Linked DNA regions of Mus musculus: regions 2, 3, 4, 5 and 6 are each linked to region 1. The links are chromatin loops, found by intact Hi-C in ENCODE. Cell type or tissue: heart. All regions are shown on one strand.

Evidence for each region. Peaks named below come from ENCODE experiments on the same cell type or tissue, not always from the same donor. Only the 100,000 strongest peaks of a DNase experiment are listed, where the experiment ranks them.
Region 2: it touches region 1 in a loop (6-fold over the local background); 5 of 42 quality-filtered maps call a loop at or near these places.
Region 3: it touches region 1 in a loop (1.9-fold over the local background); 4 of 42 quality-filtered maps call a loop at or near these places.
Region 4: it touches region 1 in a loop (7-fold over the local background); 11 of 42 quality-filtered maps call a loop at or near these places.
Region 5: a loop joins it to region 1, with 2.4 times the contacts of the local background. A loop is called at or near these places in 18 of 42 quality-filtered maps.
Region 6: a loop joins it to region 1, with 2.6 times the contacts of the local background. A loop is called at or near these places in 18 of 42 quality-filtered maps.

The regions. Positions count from the first base shown.
Region 1 is chr15:97,579,925-97,584,924 of GRCm38, forward strand. No RefSeq gene overlaps it. Among named protein-coding and RNA genes, the nearest start is that of Gm41394, 38 kb to the right of the region's middle. In heart, no CTCF peak of the experiment used is centred here; DNase peaks (open chromatin) are centred at 1,007 and 1,987; H3K4me3 peaks cover 433 bases; H3K27ac peaks cover 246 bases.
Region 2 is chr15:97,662,798-97,667,797 of GRCm38, forward strand. No RefSeq gene overlaps it. Among named protein-coding and RNA genes, the nearest start is that of Rpap3, 41 kb to the right of the region's middle. In heart, CTCF peaks have their summits at 1,055 (motif pointing left), 1,554 (motif pointing left), 2,720 (motif pointing left) and 4,767 (motif pointing right); DNase peaks (open chromatin) are centred at 1,234 and 3,784; H3K4me3 peaks cover 647 bases; H3K27ac peaks cover 593 bases.
Region 3 is chr15:97,451,683-97,456,682 of GRCm38, forward strand. No RefSeq gene overlaps it. Among named protein-coding and RNA genes, the nearest start is that of Gm41393, 47 kb to the left of the region's middle. In heart, a CTCF peak has its summit at 2,016 (motif pointing left); a DNase peak (open chromatin) is centred at 4,259.
Region 4 is chr15:97,196,579-97,201,578 of GRCm38, forward strand. Gm33205 (a long non-coding RNA gene) reads right to left here. Exons shown (of 4, transcript XR_875636.1): 2 at 4,949-5,000; 3 at 3,036-3,154. Among named protein-coding and RNA genes, the nearest start is that of Gm33205, 4.7 kb to the right of the region's middle. In heart, no CTCF peak of the experiment used is centred here; no DNase peak of the experiment used is centred here.
Region 5 is chr15:97,233,035-97,238,034 of GRCm38, forward strand. No RefSeq gene overlaps it. Among named protein-coding and RNA genes, the nearest start is that of Pced1b, 12 kb to the right of the region's middle. In heart, CTCF peaks have their summits at 2,384 (motif pointing left) and 4,107 (motif pointing right); no DNase peak of the experiment used is centred here.
Region 6 is chr15:97,244,352-97,249,351 of GRCm38, forward strand. Amigo2 (adhesion molecule with Ig like domain 2) reads right to left here and starts at 2,936. Exons shown (of 2, transcript NM_001164602.1): 1 at 2,622-2,936; 2 at 1-2,246. The coding sequence starts at 2,188. The coding sequence ends at 629. Pced1b (PC-esterase domain containing 1B) reads left to right here and starts at 2,756. Exons shown (of 6, transcript NM_172293.4): 1 at 2,756-2,813. In heart, CTCF peaks have their summits at 2,706 and 3,677; DNase peaks (open chromatin) are centred at 2,070, 3,070 and 4,120; H3K4me3 peaks cover 3,119 bases; H3K27ac peaks cover 2,065 bases; H3K27me3 peaks cover 1,866 bases.

The DNA of each region.
Region 1 (5,000 bases):
TTAAATGGTCTGAGCTTGTGGGAGAGGACGCTGCCTCTGCTTAGAGGGTCAGCTGTGACTGTAGTAGGGAGCTGTTCTGCATCAACCTGGCCCAGCCCCCATCGGCCCTGCCATCAGCCCCTCCGTTCGTCTCTGCAGCAGCACTCCGCAACTAGCTTCCTTTACATCCCCAGTGATACATTTATTCCTTGCCGATTCAAGTGACTTCTTTCACATTATCTGGGCAGAAAGTTAGAGCTTGTCTCTTATGTTCTTTGTAAGCGCTCTCATGGTGTCACTGTGGTCTACTGTGTCAGCAGCAATTGCAAGGGTGACAACAGTGGTAATGGTGATGGTGATGGTGGTGGTGGTGATGGTGATGGTGATGAGAGTGGTGGTGGTGGTGGTGGTGGTGGTGGTGGTGGTGGTGGTAGTGGCGTGATGGTGATGGTGATAATGATACCCCAACTTTATACGTGAGGAAACTCTTGCTAAAAGGGTTAGGTCACTGATTCAGTGTCACATAAAGAAGTCGTCGAGACATAATTTAAAGAGGCACAACACTAAAATTAACTGCTAAACTGTAGCTGTCCAGCAGCCACAGAGAACTGGGTACACCTGAAAAGGAGGGAGGCGAGGTGGAAGACCTCATCCTAGGTTGGAAAGACTCCACCCTAGCTGGGTGAGCAGAAAGACCAACTGTGGCAAACCATTAAGATCTGATTAGCCTGCTCAGGGCTGGGGGAAGGGCACACTAAACTGCTGTTTCTCCCATACCAGAAGAATAAACCTCTTTCCGGGAGGGGGTGTGTGGGATGTTTTAAAAAGAAACAAAGAAACTTACTATAGGGATCTACGTGCAAGACTTCTAGGAGAACTAAAAAGTAAGTCCATTATTTGAGTCTCCTGTCCCAGTGCTAAGTGCCGAGCTCAGGAAGCAGCTGAGCAGAGGTCACAGAACCCTGGAAGTCATCGTTGACGTCAGGGCTGCTCCAGCCCCAACTCAGAGACTACAGCAGACACAAAGTCTAGGAGACACTGGAAAGTTCACATCCTCTGAAGCCAAGTGTGACTGTCACCCACCCCTGATGCCAGGGTGGACAGCTCCACTCTCTCTGTCTCCCAAACATCTCAACCAAATCTAAACCACGCTGTTATAGTCAGCTTCGGTTGTCAACATGGCTCAGTTGGAAGGAGGGAACCTCTCTCTGCTGAGGAATTGCCTCCACCAGATTGGCCAGTGGTCATGTCTGTGAGACATTTTCTTAATTGTTACTTAATGTCCACTGTGGACAGGGTCATCCCTGGACAGGTGATCTGGGCTGTATAAGAAGGTTAGCTGAGGCTGGGCAATGGTGGCGCATGCCTTTAATTCCAGCACTTGGGAGGCAGAGGCAGGTGGATTTCTGAGTTCAAAGTCAGCCTGGTCTACAGAGTGAATTCCAGGATAGCCAGGGCTACTCAGAGAAACCCTATCTCAAAAATCGAAGGAGGAGGAGGGGGAGGAGGAGGAGGAGGAGAAAGTTAGTTGAGCAAGCCATGGGAGCCAGCCAGTAAGCAGCGTTCCCCCAGTCTCTGATTCAGTTCCTGCCTCCAGGTTTCTGTTTGAGCTCCTGCTCCGGCTTCCTTGAACTCTGTACTCTAACCTGTAAGACGTGATCAATCCTTTCTTCCCCCAAGTTACTTTTGGTCAGTGCTCTAATCACGGCAACAGAAAAACAAACAAACAAACAAAACAAACTAACAAACAAAACCCAAAGAAGAGCAACAGAGTCTGGGAAATGTAAGTCCCAGGCTTGCAGCCCCCGTGGTACAGGAGCAAGCATTAAAAGGTAGGAACAGCGGCCCAATCGGGTGTGCTTCCAGAGAAGGTGTGGCTGCTGACCTCCGGGTCCGCGCTAACAGTCTCCACCTGCTGGTAGACACGTGCTGGTGCAGGCCAGGTCCTTATCCTACCAAGCCGGGTCCCTGTGATGCTGAGTCACCGCGGCCAGCAAGTTCTGAATGACTGTGTTCCCTCTTGGGAGTGCTCTCCCAGCTTGGGAGGAAATCTCCCTGGCTCTGAGGAAATCCGTTGCCATACTGAGGAGAGAATCCATTAGTTGCTAAGGAAAGAGAATGTGGCCTCGTGGACCGCTGGACCCTGGTGGTTTGATCCTGTGGCTGGGGCCATGAGCCTCAGGCATGTGACTAAGTCTCTGGTTCTCGCTAGATTCCTGTGTGTAAAATCCTCTGACTTGACTCTCAGCTCCTTGCAGCCAGCCTGGCCAGCACCTGCGGCTACATACTTAGAATCTCTCAGCCCTGACCACAGAAAATCCACGCGAGAAGCACCTGTGTTGCTTTGTGGCCGGCAACATCTAATCTACGTCAGGGCAGGGAGAGATTTACCCATGACAAGGAAGGGCAAAGAGCCTGCAGTCAGCTACTATGGCCAGAAGAGCATTCCAGCCACTGGCTTTACCGCATCGTTCACCTTATTTCTCTAGCAGGAGCTCCAGTTGATATGAACATTGTATTGATCAAAATCCTAACAACCATGCCTTGGTCCCCTGCAAGTTCAGCTATGTATTTGACCTGCTGACTCTTAGTTTTTAAAGGATTTCAACACACACACACACACACACACACACACACACACACACACACACTTTTTTTCCCCCTGTTTAAGACACCTGAAGAAAATTGTTTTTCTTGCCTTACTTTAACACAGATGACCGGATCTCATGCCACCATCTGCTCTCTGTCTCAAGGCTGTGCTCACCTGTCCAGCAGTGGGTGACTCCACTGTATGTGCCAGCAGTACTCACGGGATGAGCACTGGGGAGCACCACCTACAGACGAAGGATGAGGATGAAGAGGAGGTGATGAGATCAAAGACAGGGAAAGAACAGATGGTGGCGACAGAGAAGAGCAGGACAGAAGACAAAACCCTCAGTGACAGCCACCTGGCCCAAGAGCCGTGGACTCATGGGTGGAACATTTGACTTTGGCAGGTCATGGTTCTCAGAGGTCAGAGGTCAGCCCTGCTGGTGTTGAAAGGGTTGGGTTATTACAAATTCTGTTTCTCCCTTTCCATGCAAGGACAATCATGTCCTACCTGTCCATCTAGCAATGTCCTTGTCCTGATAGATCTCAGGGTAGCAACAGAATAACAGGGGTGCAGAGCTCCCCAGAGAGGCCCCTGGGTCCACGCCAAGACCTGCCCCTCCATCAGACTCAGCTCTGGGGAACGGAGCATGCTGTAAAGGCCATTTAGGCAGAGGTGAATGCAGAGGACCCAGCCGGGTCAGAAACATGATCTGGCTTCTGATTTGACGCCTGCCCGAGTTAGCTTCTGCAGTAGGAAACTGCCTAGATAGAGGTCTGAGAGGGCCCACACCCGCGTACCACGAGCATAATGAGGCAGAGCTGGGAGAGACGGTCCATCTCCTTACTTAAGGCTTAGGTGCGCCTTTTTCTTTGTAAGTGATACATTATTTTATCATGGAAAAATTGGAAATTTGGCATCTGCCTGTCTGTCTTTTTCTCATACCCTGCTGGGCCCTAGCTGTCTGCCCTCTGTGCCCATACTTTCTGATTTGTTTGTTTGTTTGTTTGTTTGTTTGTTTTGTTTTCCAAGACAGGGTTTTTCTGTATAGCCCTGGCTGTCCTGGAACTCACTCTGTAGACCAGGCTAGCCTCGAACTCAGATATCCACCTGCCTCTGCCTCCCAAGTGCTGGGAGTAAAGGCATGCACCACCACTGCCTGGCATACTTTCTGATTTTACCTGTATTAATGACTAACCTTCTTTACCCATTTTCACATTAAATATCCAGTGTATTTTGGCATTTTTATATTCTGTTGGTATTGACTAAAGACAAGGTACAGGGGGCTGCATATCATTTAGCACATGTGACCCCACTCTAAAGCTCTCCCCTGACCTGTCCCCAGCCTCCTGCCCCACCCAGAATGCATTCACTGCTTCTCTGAACCCTTACAAGCCAGCCCATCCTGCTGAGCTCAGAAGTCCTGAGTTCTAACCATAGCCTGTCTACTGCAACATCTTCTCAGCAGTACGTGCACCACAGAGAACCACGGGCCATCTCCGAAGGGCTGGAAATGTCTCCACCGCTTTGGATTTCCAGTCATCTTAGAGTAAGAGTTAACAGCAGTTGACTTTGGTGTTCTCTGCCCATGCCACACTTCAGACGTTTTTAGAAATGTGGGGAAATGAGGAGCTAGATCTGCCGTGATAATTACCTGAAGCTCACTTAGCAACATGGGAGAAGCACTTGCGCATGCGCATGCGTATGTGCATATGCGTGTCTTTCTGCTCCGGCCTCATGAGGTCTACACACATTAATTAACCTCTTTTGTCTTTATTTTCTCTCTTTTTTTTTTAAAGATTTATTCATTTAGTATATGTAAGTACACTGTAGCTGTCCTCAGATACTCCAGAAGAGGGCATCAGATCTCATTATAGATGGTTGTGAGCCACCATGTGGTTGCTGGGATTTGAACTTGGGACCTTCAGAAGAGCAGTCGGCGCTCTTAACCACTGAGCCATCTCGCCAGCCCCAAAAACCCTTCTCTCTCTCTCTCTCTCTCTCTCTCTCTCTCTCTCTCTCTCTCTCTCTCTCTCTCTCTCTCTCTCTCTCTCTCTCTTTTTGGTTTTTCGAGACATGGTTTCTCTGTATAGCCCTGGCTGTCCTGGAACTCACTTTGAAGACCAGGCTGGCCTCGAAAACAGAAATCTGCCTGCCTCTGCCTCCCGAGTGCTGGGATTAAAGGTGTGGGCCACCACGCCCGGCTGTCTCTATTTTCTCATCTCTCATTTGGGGCTCATATTAGCCAGAATTCTTCAGAGGAGTAGAATCAATAATGTAGACTCCTTTGGCTTATATCACCAGACATGGGTAGTCCCATAGTCTCACAATGGGCGTTACAGGTTCAAGAGTCAAGGAGGGGTGGGGTGGGACCAGTAGCTGTTGCAGCCAAGACCTGGTAACTTCAGAGAGGATGTTTTGCTGAGAACAG
Region 2 (5,000 bases), 83 kb after region 1:
CACATACATATACACGCATACACACATACATACACACACATGCATGCATACACACATACATATACACACATACACACATACATATACATGCATACGCACATACATACATGCATGCATACACACATATATACATGCATACACACATACATACATACACACATACATACACACATACACACATACACACATGCATACATGCATATATACATACACATACATACATACATACATAGAGGCAAAACTCTCATATACAAAAATTTTAATTAATATTTAAAATTTTTTAAAAAGATGTTATATTTTATTAAAAGTGCAATGACATACCACTTACAGATTCTTTTATTTTCTCTTTTTTGCTATGTATTTTTTGAAAGGGTTTCTCTGTGTAATCCTGGCTGTTCTGGAACTCCCTCTAGACCAGGCTAGCCTCGCACTCAGAGATCTGCCTGCCTCTGCCTCCTGAGTGCTGGGACTAAAAAGGCCCTGTGCCACCACACGCACCTAACTTTCCAACTCTTAATCCAGCAGTGGCAAGAACTGACTTGTGCTTTTAGAAGTTTGGTGGCTGACGTGGGTAAAAAGATGCTTGCCATGAAGATAAACTGAGTTCTTTCTGTCCCTAGATGTGGGGCACCAACTCCATGGAGTTATCCTATAACCACACCTGTCATTCTCTCTCTCTCTCTCTCTCTCTCTCTCTCTCTCTCTCTCTCTCTCTCACGTATACATTAATAATAAACATTTTTACTTTTACCTTTGCGATAGAGAACGGCTTATAGGGACTAGAAGCAAAGAGAACAAATAGCAGACTAGGGAGATGTTGACTGTAGACTTTACCTCGTTGGTACAGCAAAGGGCTGGGAACTAAGTGAGCTTCAGAGAGGGAACTATGAGGACTTGGGAGAGGGGTGGCCTGGGGGCTATTGCACCAAGGACGGGGATGACTATCTCTAGATCTCTACCCATTCAGGCTGAAAACCACAGGTGGGGAAGTCCTGGAAGATTCAGTGTCTGGTGAGAGCCTGTTTCCTCACATGGTGCCTTCTTACTGCCCCCTTGTGGTACAGAAGGAGCAAGGCAGCTCTCAAGGGCTCCGTCTTTCTGTATTTTCGCCTTCCTAGTTGCTGTGATGCTACCCGGCAGAAGCAATTTAGAGAAGGAAGGATTTCTCTCGCGAGGACACTGCCCACTGTGGCAGCGTTCACAGCCTGGCAGCGGGAGCCTCGGGCAGATGCGTGCTCCATGGCGTCAGCCAGGAACAGCTGGCTGATAACCCTCAAGACCTTTCGCCTGTCAGCTAGGTGCAGCGTCCAGATTACACAGCCTCCCGAAACAGCGCCACCAGATGGAGACCAAATGTCCCGAAACACGAGCTTGCAGGAGATGTTTCACATTCAAACTGTAACATTTCCCAGAGCCAGCCTTCGAGACTCCACAGAATCGTGTAGAAGGGACCCAAACAATAATCTGTTAAAGATAGATTACCATGCACTAAATCTCACCCAGAAGCTTCTGCCCCTTGCTGCCCCCTTGTGGGCACAGGGATGTTGGGCAAGGAGGTCTTAATCTCACACCAGAAATTTCCGGGTGAGATTAAGAATTAAGTACAGAAGATATTTTTAAAATGATTAAAAGCCAGTGCAGTTTTGCATATTTCCACTGCTAATTACAACTGAAAGGACGTCGTGTACAGATCATTCTAAAAGACAATTCTAAACGCCTGGTGCAATGGCTTACACCTTTAGTTCCAGTACTCGGGAGGCAGAGGCAGGCAGATCACTTAGTTGGAGGCCAACCTGGTCTACAGAAGGAGTTCCAGAATAGCCTCGGCTACATAATGAGACCCTGTCTCAAAAGAAGGAGGAGGAGCAGGAGGAAGAAGAGGAAGAAGAGGGGGACAAGGATGAGTGGGAGGAAAAAAGCTGCTAGTAAAGTAGAGAAAAGAAGAAAGACTGTAGCTGGGCAGTGGTGGCACACGCCTTTAATCCCAGCACTTGGGAGGCAGAGGCAGGCAGATTTCTGAGTTCAAGGCCAGCCTGGTCTACACAGCCAGGCCTATTCAGAGAAACCCTGTCTCAAAAAAACAAAACAAACAACAACAACAACAAAAAACCAAAAAAACAAACCAAACAAACAAAAGCAGACAGACTGTCCGGGGACCTTGGGATATGAGGAATACAGTGTGAATTCCCCGAGCTTAGTGTTTTTCTCACATACCAAACAGCTACAAAGGCCGCCAGCAAACTAGAAACACCAATTGTGTGCATTGCAAGAAAGCTCCTAGGATCACCCATAGGGGACCAGCAAGAGCTTTTTCTCATTAGCCACCGCGGTGCAAAGGGTGGCGCTGACATTTTTCCCCCCAGCATTGAAAAGGAAGGCTGTCAGTCAAGAACTCTGGATCCAGTCAAAACATAATTCTTTCGACGCAGTTTTGGTTTTGTGAGCGTTGTGGTTTTAAGCAGTGGTGTCTTTTTAAGTTTCTATTTTGGTGCCCAACCATCGAGTACCATGTTGTGTTCATTAGATCCCTTTTATGAATGTATATGACCCCATTACTATAACTCACTTTTTCTAACGTTTTAATGTAGGGTAATGTCAATGGACAGTCGTGTGATGAAGTTCACAATGTACCACCTATGTACTTAAGAGTTTATGGGGTAAACCAACCAGCTTGAAACGTCACGATGGGCTTAAATGAAAAGCACAGCGCCACCTCCTGGCCAGAAGCTAACAGTGCAGCTGTTTAAAGGGCGCAGTTCTGGATTTACTCAAATCATCACCAGATCTATGAAGTGTAATTTAATTAACGAAATTAAGACTCTTTGGTTTCATAATAGCACATGTAAAGGAGAGTGTAATTAAATCCCAGTGTCTATCACTATAGTATGAAAACCTTAGTCCTGAGTTTGGGTCGTTGTCAATTAGTTTCATTGACCTGTAACAAATTCTCTGATTAACAGTTAGTGTGCTGAAAAGTTAATTCGTGATAGCTTTCTCCTGGTGCCTCGACGTGCAGTGACAAATCACGCTCTGAGAGACGATGTGGAATACATGGGTTCCACGCATGTATTGTACAGGTGGAGCTGACTTGGCCATGTCCGCTTTGAGCCTTGGGACTGAGGTGTTAGGGTTATTATCCGGGGTTTTGAGGTTGAAACGTGATAGAGTGTGTACGTAAGGGCAAAATAAAATTTCCCGTACGCACTGCCTCGAAAAAGAAAAAAGAAACAAAACAAAACCCGAAACTCGGTTGGCGCACGTCAGACCCACTTCCTGCCTTCTTTCTCTTTCAGGGCTTTGTCTTTTCAAGATTCTCCCATTGTTAAGGACGTGGAATTTCCTCGGCCTCAGCCTCCCAAGTGCTGGGATTAAAGGCTTGTGCCATCACTGCCCTCCAGCATATTAACAGCCCGACAGTCACCAGAGACATTTAGCCACTGTCCAACCGCACCACCTTCAGCGCCGTTAAAAAGGAGCCTTTTCACCGGCTCCTTCCCACCTGTATTTTCAGGATATTTCTTCCTTTTCAAAGTCCACTATGATGTTTATTTTAAACCGGGGGTTGGGGTGGAGGTATGTACTGAAATATATTGGGGGTTTGCTTCTTCAAAACACCCTCCAAGTCTCTGGAAAGACCTGATACACATCTACTTTGGGGTGGGCAGACAGCGTGCCAGCCTAGCCACGACTGGACACTGGTCGTGAGCCTCGAGCTGTGCGCCTGTCTGGGCAAGGCACCAGGAACTCAGCTTCTCTGTCTGACCTGCCTATGGCCCAAGGGCAGGGTGAGTCCCACAGCCCTCTCTGTGTGCTGGCTTTTTAGCTGTACCGCCATCATGGCTGGCACGGATGTTAGCTGTACCACCATCGTGATGGATGTACACGGATGCAGCCTCTGTGAGATGCCTCTTGTGTAAATGAGAGAACGAGCTGTTTCTGTCACAGCCCCCAATGTCCACCCCCACCCCACCCTACCCGGGACTCACTTTGTCCTTTTTCTGAATAACACATTCAAAAGTCATATCCTAATTTTTACTATTTATATCTGATACTAATCTTGTTTGTCAACTTGACTGTACCTAGAATCAGCCAAAACCCAGGCTACCGGCATTCTTGTGAGGAATTTTCTTCTTTTTTTTTTTTTAATATTTATTTATTTATTTATTTATTTATTTATTTATTTATTTATATGTAAGTACACTGTAGCTGCCTTCAGACACTCCAGAAGAGGGAGTCAGATCTCATTACAGATGGTTGTGAGCCACCATGTGGTTGCTGGGACTTGAACTCAGGATCTTAGGAAGAGCAGTCAGCGCTCTTAACTGCTGAGCCATCTCTCCAGCCCATGAGGAATTTTCTTAATCAGATTATTTGAAGCAGAAAGGCCCACCCTGAATCTGAGCTACAATTCTGGTGGCAGCCTGCATAAAGGACACAGAAGAAGGAAACTTTGCTCTCCTGGGCAAGCTCATCTATCTTGTTGCTGCTGGCATTCAATCCAACTTCTTTAGGTTCTCAACACAGACTGAAAGCCAGCAGCTCTTCAGATCCTCCAGGACTCCAATATACATATATGTATATACATGCATGTGCGTGCACATGCACACGCACACACGCGCACATGTGTGTGTGTGTGTGTATTCATTCTGACTAATGCAACACACTAAAGACTTACAAATTCAGCAGTCCATCTTACTAAGAAATTAAATTCACTTTCATGGTTGCTAACAAATGTGGACAAAATGTGCTGCTATTTTCTGAATGGCCAGCAGGTGGCAGTAATGCCAACAGAACGCCAACAGCCAGCCTGGGAAACTCTAGCTGTTGTGTCTTTGTGTTCTCAAGGTCAGCTTTTGTCACCGAGTGAAACAGAAGAAAGAACATAGACGTCTAAATCGTGGTAGCCTCTGCATGACCCCCAGGACAACCTGTTCTCCTCTTATTTTCTGAGTTTAAACATTATATGCAAAGCTCCGGGTCCAGTGACTAACACACGGTTG
Region 3 (5,000 bases), 130 kb before region 1:
CAGCAAGTGCTCTAACTGCTGAGCCATCTTGCCAGCCCCTAAAATATCCCCCCCCCCCCCAGTTTTTCAAGACAGGATTTTTCTGTTATAGCTCTGGCTGGCCTGGAACTCACTCTGTAGACCAAGCTAACCTTGAACTCAAGAGACCTGCCTGCCTCTGCCTTCCAAGTGCTGGAATTAAAGGTGTGCTACACTACCACCCAGCTCCCTAAAATATCTTAACTTTAAGGAGAGTTTAACAGTGAACTTTAGAGAGAAGAGGGACTGTAGAATATATTTGCAATAAGAAATTGTTTTTCAAAAACTGAGAAATTTGATTTTTGCTTAATTCTCTCTAATCTTGAATATTCCTACCATTAGTCTTAAAGGACATTAGTTCCTTTTGGATTATATGAACATTCTTTTATTGTTTTTAAAGATTTATTTATTTTATGTATGTAAGCAGCTGACATGCCAGAAGAAGGAATCGGATCCCATTACAGATGGTTTTGAGCCACCATGTGGTTGCTGGGAATTGAACTCAGGACCTCTAGAAGATCAGCCAGTGCTCTTAACCATTGAGCCATCTCTCCAGTTGAACATCTTTAATTGTAAATATTTCAGTGAGCCACGCATGTGGCTGTAGGGACTGGCTGGTGCTGTGTTTTATGAAGAATGGGGCGGATTCTCGGTAGTGTGGCACACATTTTTCATCCAGTCCAAATAAAGGGATATGGCACAGCAGGGGCTCTGTGAGAAGTGAGTGTGCTCTGGATGGTTAGAACGCCCAGATGAAGGTCTGAGTGCGGTCGGCACATAACTTGCACATAACCCCTATGTCTTCACTCGCTTATCTATCAGTACTGTGATGCGTGCATGCATCAAAGACGTGTTTCCAAGTGAGCCTGGAGCCTGTGCACATCGATGTGAGAGGTGAAGCTAAATCATAGGCTTTTACATTTTTTCCTTAACTATATATTCTCAGGTTTCTGAAATCAAAACATAGTGCTTATGGAATGAAAATAAAAGTTTATTTTCGAAAGAGCTAGAGGTTGCTATAGAAATGCATTTTGACCCAGACCCTAGAATGTATCAAAACAAAGATTGATCACTGAGTAGAACTATATAGTCAGCACATGTTTCTAACTAGAACAATTTGGTAATTAAATCCACCTAGAAGACCGGTGGGGCTTTATGAACTGTTAAGACGGCTGTAGTAGCCAGTGTTGCTCAGCATCATCTCTGGTCTATTAGGAGGTAGAGACAGAATGTTGTCTAACATCCATTGTTTCCAGCAAGGAGCAGGGCTGTTGACCACTATCTGCCACACCCAGAACAGACCCAGCACAGGGGCAGGGCAGGTGAGCTTAGGCAAGAATCGATAATCCATGACTAATGATAATGATGACGGCGACGATGGCGATGGATGGTGATGTTGCTGTAATCACAATAGGAACAAGATTAAAGGATTAAGGAGAAGCTGCTTTGTGCTAAGGGCTCATGGGAAGGAGCCCAGCTGATGATAAACAGAGGTTTGACTCCATCTACCCAGAACAGCAGGCAGGACCACAGGATCTGTACCAGGCTTTGACCATATCCCTGGCAGGGCCCTCAAAACTCTGTCCCACTAACAGAAAAACTGGTTCATGCTTCCAACCCTCTAACACCTTCAGTCCCTCCATATACTTATTTTATCATTTAAAAAGTAACTTTGGGGAGCCAGAGAGATGGCTCAGTGGTTAAGAGCAACCGGCTACCCTTCTAGAGTTCCTGGGTTCAATTCCCAGCAACCACATGGTTGCTCACAGCCATTTTGATGGGATCTGGTGCCCTCTTCTGCTGTGTCTAAAGAGAGCAACACTGTACTCACATACATAAAATAAATAAATAAATAAATCTTTAAAAAAAAGTAACGTTGGAGCTGGACAGAGATGGCTCAGCAATTAAGAGTCCTCATTGTTCTTCCAGAGGACCCCAACCACCTGTTAACTGCAGTTCCAGATACTCTGACGCCCTCTTCTGGACTCCACAGGTACTGTACTTTTGTGCATATACACAAAATAAAATCTTTTTAAAATATGAAAAATAAATAAATAAATAATATGGAAAAAAGACTTTTTCTCTCTCTTTTTCTTTCCCCTCCTTCCTTCCTTGTTTATTTATTTGTTTGTTTTGTAGCTTTGGAACATCAGCTTGTGTTTGGCCAATGTTGCTGTGCTGGGAAAACTGGAAGCATGAGTCATTCATATTTGTGGAGGACACAGAAAATAAACACAGAGATAAACAACGTGAGCCAGGTGTTAAGCACTGTGTACTTGTAACGAGTACAGACGAGGTCTGGAGACTGGCAGAGGTCCCTTCCATAGCATGACATGTCAGTGAGCAGGCTTTTGAAATCTGTAGGTTAAACATCCTAGGCGGAGAGGACGGAAAGAACAACGTCTCCAAGACAGACATCTGCTGGAGAGGCTGCAGAGGAGCAGCCTGGATGATGTGCACTGACCATGGGACCAAGGATGAAAGGGATTCTGAGAATCGGCCAGTGCTCTGATCCTGTAGGGCCTGCTATACCACAGTGGGGATCTGGAGTTTATGGTGGTTCAAGTGTTAGAGAAGGACAGCAATCTGGTTGCTCAGAGTTTATAACAGAATTTATTTGGCTACTGTGAAGGGAAAGAATTGGGTCTGTGGTGGTTTGTATATGCTCTGCCCAGGGAGTAGCAGGATTAAGAGTTGTGGCCCTGTTGGAGTAGGTGTATCACTGTGGGTAGGCATGGTCTTTAAGACCCTCATCCTAGCTGACTGGAAGACATTATTCTGCTAGCAGCCTTCAGATGAAGATGTAGAACTCTCAGAAACTCCTGCACCATGCCTGCCTGCCTGGATGCTGCCATGTTCCTGCCTTGATGTTAACAGACCGAACCTCTGGACCTGTAAGCCAGCTCCCAATGAAATGTTGTCCTTATAAGAGTTGCCTTGGTCATGGTGTCTGTTCACAGCAGTAAACCCCTAACTAAGATAGGGACAAATGTAGCTGCTGCCCTGGCAAGGTGGGGTTAAGGAGAGAGGCTGCCTAGCTCCACCTATGTCAGGAGGTAACTGGATGTGTAAAGTGAGATCCAGGCCTAGTCAACAGAGATTCTAACATCCAGCAGCTATAAGCTGTGGTACCTCCACTGTGATAGGAGCAAACATGGAGGAAGAATTTGGGTTGGGGGAGGTTCTGGGATTCCATGCGGGATCTGTGAAGCTTGGGAAGTTCATCACACATCCGAGTGTGAGTCTGTCAAGCAGGCATTTGTAGAAGTCTGTGCTCAGAGAGTTTGGGAAAGCCATCAGTGCTTAGACCAACACCGTCTGGTATGTGTATGATACAACCTGGTATGCTTGTAGCCCTCCTATCCTCAAAAGGGAGAGAGCAGGCAAAGTTAATTTTGATAGTGTGTTTTATTTAACCAAATATATATATAACCTCACAATTTTACCATGTCAAAGCATAAAAGTGCCAAGGAGGACTTTTGCAATTTCACGCACAAGTGACACTGAAGATTGAGGCTAGAGCCTTGTCATCAGCACTTAGGAGAAACAGCGTGTGTGGCTGGCATCATTGTGTTAGACAGCATAGGTCTATTCAGCCCAAAGACGCAATGAGAAGCAGTGGCCGCAGAATCAAAGAGAAAGCTGAGAAGCCCAAGGATGAGCCCATGGGAGCACTAGCACTTGGTGACCAGGAAAAAGAGGAGGATGGAAAAAAGTGGAAAAGGACAGGAATGGAATGTTGTGTATCCTGCCAGGGTGTGGGGCACTGCCTGAGGTGCACCCTGACCCATTCATGCCATTCTCTGAGATGTGACTTTGTATGCTAAAAACATGAGTGAGTGAGAGAGAGAGAACCTTAAATGAAGAAGACATGAGGCCCCCCCGTGGGGACCCAGAACTCAGGCCATCTGCAGTGAGAAATATGAATAAAAGATCAGATGGAATCAGGACCAAGACACAACCACAGATTGGCCAATGGGAGGGTCGTGTTGTACTGTGGTTAAGCCAGGCTTTCATCTACCCTCAGAGAGAGAGGGCACTTCTGGGTTTTGCTATCTGATCGCTATGCTTTTAGATCTGCTTTCTCTGCAACCTTGTATACTATAACAGTTAAAAGACTCTTTAATGACTTGCCCAACCCCAACACACACAATCAAGAAGCTGGAAAACCACTAAACAGTGCGACTGGTGGAGATCTGTGACAGCTGCTTCCTGTTTGGCAGAGACCTGGAAACAACTTTGCCAGTACAGGTTCCCAAGGGGTCAGACACGTGTAATCCGGATTCAGCTGGAAGTAAGAGGTAGGTGGGCCTAAGAATGGCTTACAAAGCACATAACTAGCCATTTCCCCTCCCATCTCTCTCAGAAGAACCCTGGCCCTTCCACCCAGGCATAAGAACAGGATAAACCAGGGCATCGTGGGATGGTTAAGAACAAGACACAGAGAAGAGGAGCTGGTATTGGATAAAAATCTAACAGTGACTTGTGGGATCACCCCACTTCTATCGCTGGCCTGCTCCAGCTCAGCTTCTGAACTATAGATTGGATAGCATGTCAGAAGCTATGACTAGACCAAGAGAAAAGGTCTCTGACATTTTCTTGATGATGATGTCATGTCTACAAGCACTATTCTTGAACATATGCTAAGATTCTGGGCATCTCCTTTTAGTTCCCCATTCTTGGCTATACGTGGTTAGCCAAGGACTATTTGAAGAAAGAGTCTAACATGAAAGGGCAAGATAAAAATTATTAAAAATGCTTTGGAGGTTTAGATTGTATAGGGGATGCTAGTAAGAGAAGATCTCTGATCTGGAAAGCCAAAATCAGATGCTATAAGAAAAATAGATCATTAATAAAACAAAAAGAGAACGCTTAAAAAATGGAAATATGTCACTGAAACAATAAGTTGACTATCAGGGTTGGCAGGTAGGTCGGCTGAAACAGTAGAACAAAAAAGGAGATAGGAGGAGGGGAGGATAAGA
Region 4 (5,000 bases), 380 kb before region 1:
TGTATCCTCCCCACCTCCATCGCTTTCCCCAGCCAGAGGAAAGTCTGCTGGGAATCAGAAGAAATCTCAAAAGAAGGTATCAGGCTTTCCACAGGTGAGTATTGAAGCCAATATATTACAATCTTCTGAGGTTCAAAGACCCCCAACAGACCTAAGGTTGTTGTGTAAGCATTAAAATGCTTATGCAACGCAGAAACTGTGAAGGAACGAGGAGAGCTGACGCAGACGACAGAAAGGCTTTGGGTAATTGGCTCAGTAGCCAGCCAGGCTGAAGGAAATGGAAACTGCCACGGGCAACGGAGGAGGCAGATGAGGAAAGACAGTCCCGAGGAGTCAGGGAGAAAAACCATCCATCCCATCACCCTTTGCTGGGTCCTTTCTACCACCCCACTCCTCTCTCATTGAGGCTAATTCTATTTCAGTAAAGCTACATTGTTATTGACAGAAAAGCTCTAGTTTGTCTGTCTATTTAAAGGCTTTGCTTGTCATTATGATGCATGCAGAAATGAAGGACCTACAGTCTGCTCGTAGATCATGACTTTACCTCTACACAAGCACCCAGTTTGAAGCATATCACACCATTCTCTGATGAAACCCAACATCACCAGACTGTTAGGGCCACATCCTGGACCCTGGCAGTGTGAACACACTGGGACCGGCCATAATAGTGAAGTGCAGAAAGGGACGTGCACAGATAATACTCCTCGCCAAGGATGCATCCATAATTAAGCAGTTCTGGCCACGGCCTGGTCCTGCCCATCACTGCCTTAGCTCCAGTCTCTCAGGGGAGAGTCTAGTCAGACAAGTTGTCAGAATTCTGAGATCTCTTCCTGGGAGACAAACTCTCCCTCTGGCTGGCACCATGAGTCCAGTCAGCATGAGTCCCCGAGGAACGTCTAATTGTGAGAATTCTAAAGCTGCCAGGTAGCCAAAGGGGGGGGGGTCATGATGTCTCCTGGATTTCTTCATTCCTGGCAAGACGGTCACACCGGCACCTGGAGATGTTCAACAGCAGCGGTGACAGTCTCACCGGTCATAGCGTATCTCAGATGACACCGATACTCACTCGTCAAACATCTGTGGGAGACCCACTGTATGCCAGTGCTATAGAAATGAGCAAGCCTAGAGCCCCATCTGCAAGGAGCAGAGACCCAGCAGAGCAGAGTGGGGACCCGTGTTCATGGACACAGCGGTGTAAAGCTTTGGGCTACGTGCAAGTTCCTTAGTGAGGAGTCCACGCAAAGGCCTGGGAAACCCAAACAACAGGGACCGCAACCGTCTGTGTGTCCCCCAACACAAAGGGCAGGTAGGCAGCCCAAGCCAGGTGCATCTGCTCTGTGATGACATCCAACCTGGGCTTTGTTCTCTTCCCACTGGTCTTCCCGGCTTGGAAGGATTTGTGATCATACCTGTTTCCTGGTGATTGTTAGACGGCAGTCATGCAAGGTGGCGGGAAGGAGGATAAAGGAGGATGAAGAGGGAGGGATGCTAGCCATGCCCTCCCTCCTTCTCCCTCCCTTCATATCTCACTTTGTCCTTTTTTTCAAAATCAATCCCAGAGAACACAGGACAAGGTTGCTATCTTACATCTAATCTGTCACAGTTCTGTTATGGGTCCACCTTGACTGGTGCACTGCTAGTAAGAGGGATCTTGGGGGCTGGAGAGGTGGTTGCTCTACCAGAGATCCTGAGTTCAATTCCCGGCAACCACATGGTGGCTCACAAACATCCATAATGGGATCTGATGCCCTCTTCTGGCATGCAGGTGTACATGCAGATATGCACATTCATATGCATAAAGTAAGGAGGGATCGTGGGGTCAGAATCATGCTAGCCACTCCACAGTGTGGGGCATGCTAATACATCTCCAAGGCTTTCTTCTATCCACTGGTGAAACCCTTCCAAGCCTAGGTCTTGAGAGCCTTGGCAGGGAAGGCTTGGGCAGGGCTCCTGGTAAGTCTGTGACTACTGGTCTTCCAGTGTAGTTGTCTGGAACAAGACGAAGAGCGAGAGGGAGCTCATCTTTCAAAAGACAATCCTGTTCACTCTGTGTGTTTGTGTAGGACCAGAAATTCAAAGAAGAGGACTCACTTGCCTCCTTAAGTACATCTGCTTTTCCACTGTCCAGGATTTGGAGTCTCTTTTAGGCTGTTGAGGACCCAGTAACCCAACTTGATTTGAAAGCAGTGACTGGCACCTCACACACCCCCTTTGGCACTCCCACGACCAGATTATAAGACTGAGTAGCCCCTCGCCAAAGCCATTCACCTCAGTGAGAAGTATTGACTAACTTACGATTCCATGCGTAGAGAATGTCCTTTAGCCATTCATTGCTTGCCAGGCACTGAACTAAACTCCTCAGATCCTTCAACAGTGACCATATGACATGTAGTAGTGGCCATACGACAGTTCATCTACAAAGTAGCCAAGGTACACAAAAACTGTCACCTGTCCCAGCCCACATATTAGCATCAGAGCTGGATTTAAGCCCAGACTTTCTGCTTTGTGTTGGGAACTGAGCAGAGGCTCTTAGCCCTAAATCATCCCTCCTAATGGTAGGGAAGATAACATTTCCCTGCATCTCTTGGGAATACGGACAGTGGGAACCTTGTGGCCACTGCAGGTCTGCTTAGGTTGGAGCTAGTGATGCAAGAATATAAAGAATTTAAGGTTGTAACTGTTTGCTCCTTCACTCAGCATCTGTTGAGCCTCTGCTGTTTCTAGGTGCTGTGTCTAGGTGCTGTGTCTAGGTGCTGTGTCTAGGTGCTGTGTCTAGGTGCTGTGTCTAGGTGCTGTGTCTAGGTGCTTCAGAGCCTTGCGATTCCACACCAAGCAAGAGAACCTGGCCCCTCCCTGAGTGCTTAGTCTCCAGGGAAGGCAATCACATAACATCAATGGAATGATGCCACTGGAAACACTCAAGGTGCTGTAAAAGTACATCGTGGAGGGACTGGGGTGATAGCTCAGGGGTTAGAGAATTTACTGCACTTGGAGAGGCCCAGGGTTCGATTCCCAGGACCCACCCAGAAGCTCACCATCATCCATAACTCCAGTTCTGGGAGATCTGATCTCTTCTGACATCCATAGGCACCAGGCTTGCACATGATACACAGACATCAATGCAGGCAAATCACCCGTACAACACCAAGTATATCTAAAACAAGCAAAACAAAACAAAAAAAAACAAAATTAAAGCAAAACAACAAAAACCAGTAAGTACATCACGGAGTCACAGAGAGGAGAATCCTACTGGAGGAGGTTAAGTGGCAGAGCAGGTCAGAAAAAGGCTTCTAGGAAAAGTAGTATTGAAACACTCTGCGGGGTTAGCACTGGCTAAAACAAGCTGATAGAGAGCTGTCCCGGCTTAGTGCAGGACTGGAATGAAAGATGAAACTCTCAGGGCAGAAGCTGTAGGAGCTGAAAGATGTGGTCAGGAGAGTCATGAAGAGCTTCGACCTTCTAAGACAACTAAGGCTGAGTGCTTTGTTTACGAATTTGATTTTTTGCAAGCAGAATCACAGAATCACTAATGAGACCATGCCAAGAGTTCCTGCCATTTTGTTCCTTGGCAGCTTGTTAACTCCACGGTAGGCTGAGCATTTAAAAACGAGGAGGATTTTTTTTTCTCATTAACTTCAAAATGTTTGGCAATAAATTCCTTAATGCGCAAAGGCATTGCTCATGCTCTGAACGGAGGGAACAAGATAAATACCTGTTATCTAACAAATACTCGTTGGCCTACATCCTTATTTCAAGAACACAGACAAAAGGCACAGATTTCAACTCTTAGCCTGTTCACAGACCACCTTCAGGGAAGAGATTAGAATTCTTGCCAGGATATGAGATTTTAGACGTTGGCTTCTGGGCCAAGGAAAGACTGCTGCTTGGTCTCTCAGCCTTGTCTCCGGGCCCTGGATGTGTGTGCCCATTTCATGGGGTCAAGCGATCACTGCAAAATCCTGGGTGTAGAAAACAAGATTTCTTGTTGCCTTGGTACAGGGGGATAGGTAAGGGTGCAGAGCCCCCTTGGTGAGGGAGGAGTCAGACAGGATACATAGGTGATGCCAGAGGTTCTGAGCATGCGCTCTGAGAAGTGGCTGAAATTTGGGAAGCCCTGCCCAGACAGGAAACCTGCTTCAATCCAAGCAGCTAGGCAGATCAAAGATGGAGGTGACATGATCCTGAGAGATTAACCGTTCACTCAACAATTGCCATGAGATGCAGTGGCAACATAAACTCACCTTCTTAAACTTTGGTTCTGCTACTATATAACTATATAATATATAACTATATAATATATAACTATATTATTACTATAGGCATTAAAGAAAACAAGAATATTTTATGCCACACTGAATTCAGTCTGAGGAATGCAGATTTGAATTTGATTTTATGTGAATAAACTTATCAAATTAACAGAAAAAAAAAAGGCAAAAACACATGTCTCACCATTTGGGAGAAAGTTTTGATAAAATTCAGTGTGAGTCATAAGTTTTCGAAAAAAAAAACCACAAAATTTCACAAAGAACTTTCTTAGCATAATAAGCAATATTTATAAAACAAAACAGTCTTTGGTTAACACTATACTTAATGATAAAATGCCAGGTTTCTTTTTTGAGATTACAAGACAAACATTTTCTTGTATTACACACACAGTGGGGGTTGCACACAGATAGATATAGATAAATAGGTACATAATACATACATGCATATATACATAGATAGATACATAGATACATGTATAGATACATAGATAAACACATAGATATTTAGTGCTGAGCATAGTTCTGGCCCTCAGAAAACAAAGGCAGGAGGATCTCCCTGAGTTTGAGGCCAGTCTACAAACTGAGTTCCAAACAGCCAGGGCTGTTACACAGAAAAATCCTGTCTGAAAAAACAAACAAACAGAAAAGATAGTTAGCTAGATAGATGGACAGCTGGTACTGACCTGGGGGTGGTGGTGCTTGCCTTTAACTCCAGCACTTGGAGTTGGGATCTGG
Region 5 (5,000 bases), 350 kb before region 1:
GCACTTGGAAGGCAGAGGCAGGTGGATTTCTGAGTTCAAGGCCAGCCTGGTCTACAGAGTGAGTTCCAAGACAGCCAGGGCTACACAGAGAAACCCTGTCTCGGAAAAAAAAAATTCCTCTACAAGAAAGGACAAGGGTAGAACCGAGAAGCCATCAGTATAAACCCTTGCAGGGGAATGCCCCTGGACTGGGAGTGTCTTCTAAATACCTCTGAGGTAGGGAGGAGCCGGGGGCAAGTGTAGCTAAGTATCTCTAGGGTGGTTTGATAGCAGCTAAGTACTTAGTTCTTATGTTCTAAGTAGTTTCTAGAATGAGAAGAGATGAAGGTGTCAGCCTCTGCCCACAGCTCTGAATCCTTACACCCTGTGGGAAGAGACCCCACGTCCTCCCAGGGATCCTCCCGTTATCTCCACACTCAAGAGAAGTGCAGGGTGCCTCATCCTGTAAGTGACACTCCTACCTCCCCAATGCGTGGTGCTTAAAGCCCAACAGGCCAAGAGACAAAGAGCAGGGAGTCAGGCAGCCAGATTATTGGTTGCAAAATCCCTGTAAAGTAATGACGGACTTGATTCTTTACGAAAATCCAAGACCCTGCATGGGGCAATGTATGGTTTTATCTTCAAAATCCCTGCCAGGTCTTATCCCTGCCAGCAACGTCTTGTCCTTCTGATCACTATATATCATAGGAGATCATGATCCTTATTGCAAATTATATATATATAACAATAAATGTTGTGTGTTTCCAATTGGATCCTAGAATGACTGAGGTTTACAACCCAAATAGCTCCTGACAAACTTGGCCCAGGATCAAGCAGTGTTTCCTCTGGGTTTGGGGAAAAAGTCAAAGTTATTATAAATGGTTGCTAAGGGGGAATGTTTGCTATTTTCTCCACTGATTTGAAGTAGGTCAGATTGAAAGCTGAAGACATCCCTAAGGTTGTAATTAACTATGAATATTAAAAATCTGAGAGCAAATTAAAAAAACAAAACAATCGACTTCTTTTAAACTCACGGATATTTCACTATATTCTTTTCCCCAGGCGAGCTGAGTTCTTTGGAAAAAGAAACACGATGAAAAATGGATACTCTTACATGCGAATGAGTTCTGTAAAACAAGACTTTGAGGGAGTGCAGCTCAAGCACAAATGCTTTGGAGAAGTTTTTAAGCAGGCAGAGTTGGGGCAAAGTGCACACACATGTGCGCATGCACACACACACACACACACACACACACACGCAATCATCACGAAGGTCAGTCTGATAACCTACCCTTCAAAGCCAGACTTTTCTGTCCCTTTCCACCCAAGGCAGCCACTCTTACAAAACTGGTTTAGTCCAGTCAATACATGGGCTCACAATGTAGACCTAATTACAATGAGGCTTGGGTAACACTCCTTGGTCTCTGAGACATTTCTTGGTCTGCAGAGTGACCACTGAGTTAAGTAGGATAACTTATCACAATCCAGCTTCGAATGAGAAACTAATGTTCCTAGCTCTTTTTAGCCTAGCAAAACATACGGCTCTGTGTGAGGCACTTTAGCAGACTTTCCTTGAAGAGCTATGAGGCAGTCCGTGTGGCTGCATCTCCAGACCAGAAGGACAGACGGAGGACTGTGAAGTGAGGAGGATCTTTACACTGCACCCCTTCCAAAGGGACTAGTGACCCCACACACACTCCTGACAGGGCTCATTATAAGTCTGAGCCACACTTCCAGCCTTTGTATTGGGCTGGGCACCCATGGAAGCCGCCCAGGCATTATTTCTTCCAGGAATTCTTTGACCTCATCAGAGCATTTCAGCGACGAGACATCTACTCCACAGTAAAGCTCTGCATGGCTTCAAAGCCTGGGAGTGGTTTGACTGTTGTTATACTCTGTTTGAGGATGAAGAAAGTTACATACTGGGCTTTATATATATAATTTATTTATTATTTCTATGAATACACTGTAGCTGTCTTCAGACGCACACCAGAAGTGGGCATCAGATCCCATTACAGATGGTTGTGAGCTACCATGTGGTTGCTGGGAATTGAACTCAGGAACTCTGGAAGAACAGTCAGTGCTCTTATCCACTGAGCCATCTCTCCAGCCCCCATAACTAGGTTTTCAATAATGTTTCTTGGATGGGTGGGTGAATGAAATTGAAATAGAAATGCCTGTTATGTGCTAAGTCTTTGGCTTAAGAGACAGATGACAGGACGAGGACCGAGTCAGGAAGATGAGGACATAAAAAGAAGAAGAAAGGCCGTAGTGATGGAAGGCAGACTCAGATGGGTGTGTGGGAAAGGGCAGTCTCTGCAAGGCTGGAAAATATAGTCGGACCACAGAAGGGAAAGCAGCCTCCGTACAGAAATGCAGCAAGAGCAAAGCCCTCTTGTGGAGAGGAACGGTACTGCAGACTAATGGACTAAGGTCATGGTTCTCAACCTCTGGGTCCATATCCTGCACATCAGATACTTACAGTTCATAATAGTAGCAAAAGTACAGTTATAAAGTAGTGATGAAAACAATTTTATCGTTGGGGGATCTGAAGTGGTATCTTGAGGGTTCTTTGGAGAGCCAGTTGTATTGGATGGCGTTTTGCTGGGGCAAGCACGTGAAGGAGTGTCACGTGAAAGGACACGTGACGAAGGATTCTTTGCTAACAACACGATTGTATTGGTCCGCCTTCCACTGCGTAGTTGAGCTGCGTTTGTCCAGACTCAGAGGATGACTGGCTGCCCGTGCCACACTGAGGAGAGTATTAATAGGACTCCATGGAGTGACAGAGACAGAGCTTGGCTTGCTGCTACAGCTACCTGTGCGATGCTTGTGGGTCTCGCATCTTCACTGATTTTCGCTTTCCTGAGAGAGGCACAGCCAACAACATCTCCTGGTGTCCCTCTGGGTCCCTCCTGCTGGCTCAAGCTGAGGCTGAGGCCTGGCTGTCTCTGCTAGCTCGTGTCACCGCTGTTGCTAACCTGACTCTACCGAACTGGAAATGCTGGTGTGCCTGTGAAGTGTTTGCGAGTGGATCGAGCTGCCGCCGCCTACTGACCTGTGAACTGAACTGCCCATTTCCAGACAACACAGATGGGAGTTGCTCCCAAGAAAGCTTTCTAAACAAGTCCACTTCCTCTGGTGAGTGGTGGGCTAAAGGGAGGTTAAAGCGTTTTAAGAACCATCATTAAAAACGGGATTTGAAAACAAAGCTACAGGTGTCACCACAGCACAGAGGAACTGTATTAAAGGGCCCATTAGAAAGGTTGCAAAGCACTGTACAATATCTACAGCTGATGGTTGTTCTGGGCCCAGACCACGAGGTTCCCCATACACTTCCAAGATTGCCCTCTAAAAGAAGGTTTGTGCAAAATAAGGCATGAGACAGAATGTGGGTGTTAGCATGGAGCCTTACACGCAGGAAATAATTATACTGTTCTCTTTCTCACGGCAGGGCCAGCACACATTTAGAAAGCTTTATTCTGCTGTGGGTGGTGGTGAGACTTGGGGCTGTGAGCGTAGACAATGGGCTAGCATGGCTTCCCTGTGGGTCTTGAATAAGCCACAGGTAGTACAACTTGAAATGAGCCATCTGACACTCATTTGGGGTCACTATTAACTACCCTGCCCTACCTCTGTAAGGCATCAGCAGGTGAGGACCCACCGTAGGTGGTACCCACAACATCCAGAGCAACACTTCTCAGCCTTCCTGATGCTGAGTGAGACCCTTCGATACAGTTCCTCATGTTGTGGTGACCGGGGCAACCATAACATTGTTTCGTAGCTACTTTATAACTGTAATTTTACGACTGTTGTGAATCATAATGTAAATATCTGATCTTCAATCCCCCCCCCCCAAATGGGGTTGCGACCCACAAGGTGAGAGCCACCGATCTAAGTCTCACCCACATTATCCCAGGTTGCAAAAGCAAGGTATCTGCCAATCACATTCCCGTTTTGCCTCCCGTCGGCTGTTAAAGTCACTAGCAGGCACCTCTGGATCACTCTTGAATCGCTTTAGGGTTATTTGATTATCCTCTGGGCCGCTTTGGTTTTGCCAACTTGACTTAGGTGAAGAAGAGGGAAATTCAATTGAGAGCATTTACATGGGACCGCCTGTAGGTGGCGCCCCACCCCTGGGCAGGGGGCCCTGGGTGGTGTAGGACAGTGCACTAGGTCAGCTATGAGGGGCCAATTCATAAGGAGACATAGTCCCTGCTTCAGTTCCAGCCTTGGCGTCACTTGATGGACTGCGACCTGACATATGTGAGCCAAATACACCCTTTCCTCCCCAAGTTGGTTTTAGTGACATTGTTTTGTTTTTATCACAGCAACAGAAACCAAGCTAAGTCGCTCTCTCTACCACAATTGAGGACACTATAGCTACTATCCATACTTATGGCCCATGCACTGGCGACGCTTAGGAACATTGTCATTCACAATGTGGAGGCCCTTTGTCCTGTCACCCTATGATACAAAGATGCTATGGACGCTACAAATTTTTCTGAAAATATTTTTAGTGCTCAGCCAGAATATTACCTAGTAGAAGTTTTTCATGAAGTACGCTAGCAGGGGTACTTTAAAAATAATTTTTAAATTATCTCGGTTTTAAAACCCAGTTTTAAAATTAGTTTGGAAAATCCCTAAAAAGGTTTGAATTGCCCACATTATTTTCCTGGAAATTGAAATTTTCTGCTCTCCCTCAAATAAAACTTACACTTTAGAAATCACAAATAATTTAAAATTCTCAGAATACGGAAGTTAATCCCTTGTTCATCTTGTTCATTTAAACGAGTTATACAGCTAATAGTGTCAAGGCAGAAATATATTTTGCATCTTCAGTGATTGCATGGAGAAGGAGAATCAGATTAATGAGTCAGTAAAGTGGGGAAGCCTGGGCTTCCGTGATGGTTTAAATGAGAATGGTCCCTACAGGCTCCTGTATTTGAACGTTTGGTTCCCCAGTAGGTTGAAGTGTTTTGGAAGGATTAGACAGTGTAGTCTTCTAGGAAGAGGTATGT
Region 6 (5,000 bases), 340 kb before region 1:
ACCAGGGTATTCAGGACAGCGAGGACGGAGAAGACAGCTAAACAGCTAAATGTCCCTTTGCACTACATGGGATGTGGCAGAACCCTGTGGATGTTATAAGTTTGTCATTCTGGTCTGAAATGATGATTTTGGCTGAAAAACCTCTATGCTAACTTTATGCTTTATAAATAGCCAATTCTTCCTTCTATATCTTTTAAAAGGGAAAGAAGCCACTAATGTTTTTCTTTAAAAGAAAAAAAAAAGCTCAGCTCAACTTTGGTTCTAGTAAGTCAAAAAGAGTCTATTTTTAAAGAATGCTAACACATAGCTCCATTTTTCCTTCAAGATAACCAAATAAAGAGATAATGGCTGGTCCTACTGCCTTCAAGGCAGCTTTGAAATCCTCGGCGATGCTGAAGGCTAAGATGCTGTTACTCAAAACTCTCAAACTCAACCGTCTCCTGACCCAGTCCAAGAAGCAACCAGTGTGCTCTGCCTCACTTCCTAGCAACCATCTTAAAAAGACACCATTTGGTTTCATCTCAAAAGACAAAATAGGGTTTTCACCCCGTCCTGCTATTAATTCTTCGGACCAAAGTTAAAGCAGGGAGACTTTAAATCACGACACCAGACGAACACAGGCACCCAGCTAAGTGGATGCCACAAAGGGTGTGTCTGAGAACACGGAATTGACTGAGTCTGAGTCAGACTTTGCCCTGGTGGACTTTAAGATGCCCTCGGCTATAACGGTCTCACTGGGGAAAAGCTTGACTTTGCCATTCTGTCCGGCCGCCGTGTCCTTCAGGGGCTCCAGAAACACGACTCTTTTACCTGCCTTCCGATCGTCAGCAGAGGCATCGCCAGTGGGGCCAGGACTGAGAATGGACGAGTGGGCACTGCTTTGGCTCAGCGTGTTTTTCTGTCTCTTGGCTTTGCATTTGCATGGGCACGGCGTCAGGTACAGATACAGTAGCACTAGAACTATACTGGCCACGCAGGCAGCCAGGGTGGTAAAGGCCGTGTTAAACGCCTCGTGGGCGTGGGATCTGTTTATGGTGAAATTGCTCACGTTGATCATGATATCCACCGTCTCGTTTAACAGCCGCTGCCTGTTCATTGCGATACAAGAATATACCCCGGCGTCCTCAAAGCCAGGGTTCTCTATGACCAGACTTCCGTTGTAAAACACACGAAAGTTCCCCATGTCTTTATCTGGCTCCAGCAGCCTGTTATCGGGACCGACCCAGATGAAATCAGTATTTCCATTGCCAGTCTTGCTGTCACAGTGGACGATCGCCCTCTCCCCAACCTGAGCCTCGTGGATAAAGCCAAGTGCGTGGAAGGAGCCGTTGATAACGCTGTAAGAACAGTTCAGAAAGCTCTCCTGGAGCAGCTGCAGCTGGTGGGAGTGCCTGGAGTCAGACCACAGGCGACAGGTATAGTCATTCTTAAAATCCATCACGGAGCTAAAGTGCCTACGGTACCAAAAGATCAGCAACGAGTACAGAGAACAGTCACATACAAATGGGTTCCCGTGAAGGTAGATGCCTCTCAGCTGTCTCCCCGGCACTAAGTTTATATGGTGCATCGGTATGGAAGGGATTCGATTATAGGAAACATCTAAAAATGTCAGATCAGCCAGCTTGAACCTCCCAGTATACAAATCCATAGGGAACTGTGTGAGAAAGTTCCCACTCAGATAGAGTTTCTGCAAGTGGGAAAGCCCCCCGAACGCTGCGGGGTCCAGATAGGAAATGTGGTTGTTGTACAGCAGCAGTACTTCCAGAGCCTTCAGCTCTTGGAATGTGGCACTCTTTACCGACTTCAGCCTATTGGATGATAAGTCCAGACACTTTAAATTTGGGGTTGTGGAGAAACTGCCCGTGGAGATGCTGGTGATGTTGTTGTGGCGAAGAATTAAGGTGCTCAGCTTGACAAACGACACCGGGATCCAGTCGGCATCCAACAGTCCGATTCTGTTATAGCTCAGATCCAGTCTTTTAATCAGTCTGAAAAGGTTCCCGGGCACCTTAGATAGGTTTTTGTTGGTGCAGCTGACAATGTCGGTGGCACAGATGCAAGCAGTGGGGCACATTCCTGAGGCGCTGGGGCTCACCATCACTGCGATCACCAACAGACACAGCAGCTCTCTGCAACCCGGTTTGACAGCTCTAGGCAGGGTGGGCAGTGTGTGGAACCTTAACGACATTATGGTCGCCTCTGAGTCTCTTGCCAGTCGCTTCTCATCAGCTCAGTCTCCCACCAATCTGGTAACAACATTTAAAACGGGAGAAAAGTACAAGTTAACTGCCACTAGTTAACCCGTTAGAGTTATTCCGTAATTGCTTTCATTCCAATTAACTTTTGAAATGGGTTCCATCTCCAACAGGGGTGGCTTTTTAATAAAGAACCTGTTATATGCATTTTTCCTAGATTACTCCAACTCAGTGAGATTTCCAGGTACCTTCTCTCAATGCGACAGTCTCAGCATGAGAAACTCAGGCTTTTTTGTGTGTTTTTGTTTCTAAAGGATGCATTCTGCCTTAACTCCCTCCACCGACACACACAAAAACACACAATCGCATCCCATAAACAATTGAACGGAAATACTTAGCCAGCCGTCGGTCTAGCCGACCACTCACAGCGCTGGGAAGCCGCAGCGGCTCGGAGAGGCCGCCGACGGCGGTGCGCTCGGAAGGTCCGCGCGTCCGCCTGCCGGTTTGCGCCCCGCGCGCTCGCACCTTCCCTCCAGCTCCCGGTGGGCGGCAGCCTCTCAACTTTGGCGAGTTTCGAGGCAGCGGCGCGGGCTCCCCGGCTCTCTCGCTCGGCTGCAGGTACCGCCGGAGCTCGGCCGCGCCGGGAGCGGGGTGGGCGGCGGGGGAAGCCGGCCCGCCGGTGGCGCTCGCAGGCTGCAGGGCCCGGGCTCCCGCGCCCGCCGCCCGCCTTTTATCCCGTGCGCCCGGGGTCGGGAGCGGGCGGGAGGCGGGTCCCCGCGTCCTCGCTCCTCGGGCGCCGCGGCGGGCGGAGCAGGGGAGGGGGGGCGCAGCCAATCGCAGAGGCGGCCCCGTGCGGGCTCCGCGCCGCCTCTCGGCCGGGTGGGACCGCAGCGAGGCCTGCGACTCTGCACCCCCAGGCCCCGCGCCCCTCGCCCCGCGCCCGCGGGGGAGCCGCCCAGCCCGGTAGGGAGCCGCCCAGGGTGCCGGGGTGCCGCGCGCCGGAGCCCGCGGGCGGTGGCCCGCAGGTGGCACCCCACCCCGATCTCGGAGCCTGGCTTTAGGGGCTGGGGCGAGGGGCCTGGCGGGCGCTGTGCACCGGGTGCTTGCTGGGGTCCCCGCCCGGGTTTGGAGGAGGAGGAGGAGGACAGGAGCGAGGGCCGCGGCGCGTTCCCTCGGGCACCACCGGGGCTTTGCGGGGGGAGGGGGTGCGGAGGCGCCGCGGGGACGCCCCCCGGTTCCCTGGGAAAGTTCGAGCCCTTTTCCTAACTCGGAGACGGCGGCCCGAGGCACCGGGCCCAGCTCTAGAAGCAAAGGGGCAGGAAAGAAGGCTTCCGGTTGGAATGCACAGATAAGGGCATTAGCCTTTAAAAAAAATAAACAAAAAAAACAAAAACAAAAAAAATCCAGAGTCGCGCTGGCGGCTTCAGGACTAGGATTAATTCGGTAGGGGTGGCTACGCAGAAGGACTTGTCCCCTAGAGGCCCTACAGCCACCAGGGCTCCAGTAGACTGAGCTAGCATTCTCGGAAGGCACAAGCTGAACAAGGCCATGTGAAAATGAGGGAGAGAGCTTGAAGCTGGTGGGCTTTTCGATTACAAATCCATTCTTGTTTAAAGGCTTAAACGATGGGATTTGACTGAGCCAAGTGATCCATTTGGCCGTTGTGTACGGATTAAAAGAAATAAATTACTGTCCCTAAAAAACCATGCTAGCCACAGTAGAAGGGCTTAGGGAGCCAATGAAAGGTAGACAAAATTGGGGAGACAGTGAGGGCAGAGCACATGAATACAACTTTAAAAACCAAAATGATCCCCCCCCCCCCCCACGGCATCCTTAAATTTATCGGAAAACTTCCTGAGTGAGTTTTTGGCATGGATCTGATGGACCTGTGTGTTGCGTTAATGTGGACTGGTTCCGGGAGAGCTCAGCGATTCAGGGTTTTCAAGGGAGGGCAACTTGGTTCCTGTTAGTTTCACTTTCACTAAAGATTGACTTTTAAAACCACAAGCATCCAGCCTAGTGTGCTCCAGGGGTGCATTCTTCATTTCCCCAGAGAAATAGGTTTAAGATTCCTATCAGACCACACGCACACCCCCAACCCCCGGGCTTCCCCCAAGAAAACCTCGGGTTTAAGGCTCAAAGTCACAAAGCTGAGCGGTCACCTGGAAATGGAGTCAGGTAATCAAAGGAATGTTATTTAAATGACCAGTAAGTGACTGGGTTTTGCAGTCCTAAATGGAAGGAAATTGGGAAGCTGGTTAACCCGTGCTTATCACAAAATGATCTAAAATGGGTGGTTTTTTTTTTTTTTAAGAAGTGGAGAGTGGAAGTTATGCTATACCTGCAGGCAACTCTCAGAAGTATCTTGCCATCACCCCACAGCATAAACCAGCTGTACACAAACTCGCAGGGGGCAGGTCTATATAAGACCAGCTCTCTGGACTCCCATGCATGTCAAAGGCAAGAGAGGCATGAAAGGTGTGTGTTTACTAGCCTGGAGACAAGAAAGCTGACTTCAGTAATAGCAAAAGGTATGGCCTTACTTTGCGGAAGGTAATGTTTTTTTTTCAGGTTTATTTATTTGATAACCTTTATCACCTCATGGATCTCCACCATGTTAGTCAATGTTCGGTTGCTATAACAAAATACCTAAATGGGGCGCCTTTCTCAAATGAAATTGAACCCACAATTATAGAGATTGGCTGTCCAAGGTCATACCTCTTGCTCAGTCCTGCCTCTAGAGGAGAACCCACAGGGTACTCACAGCAGGGTGGATGGTTGAAGAGTAAGTCAGGGAGCAACATA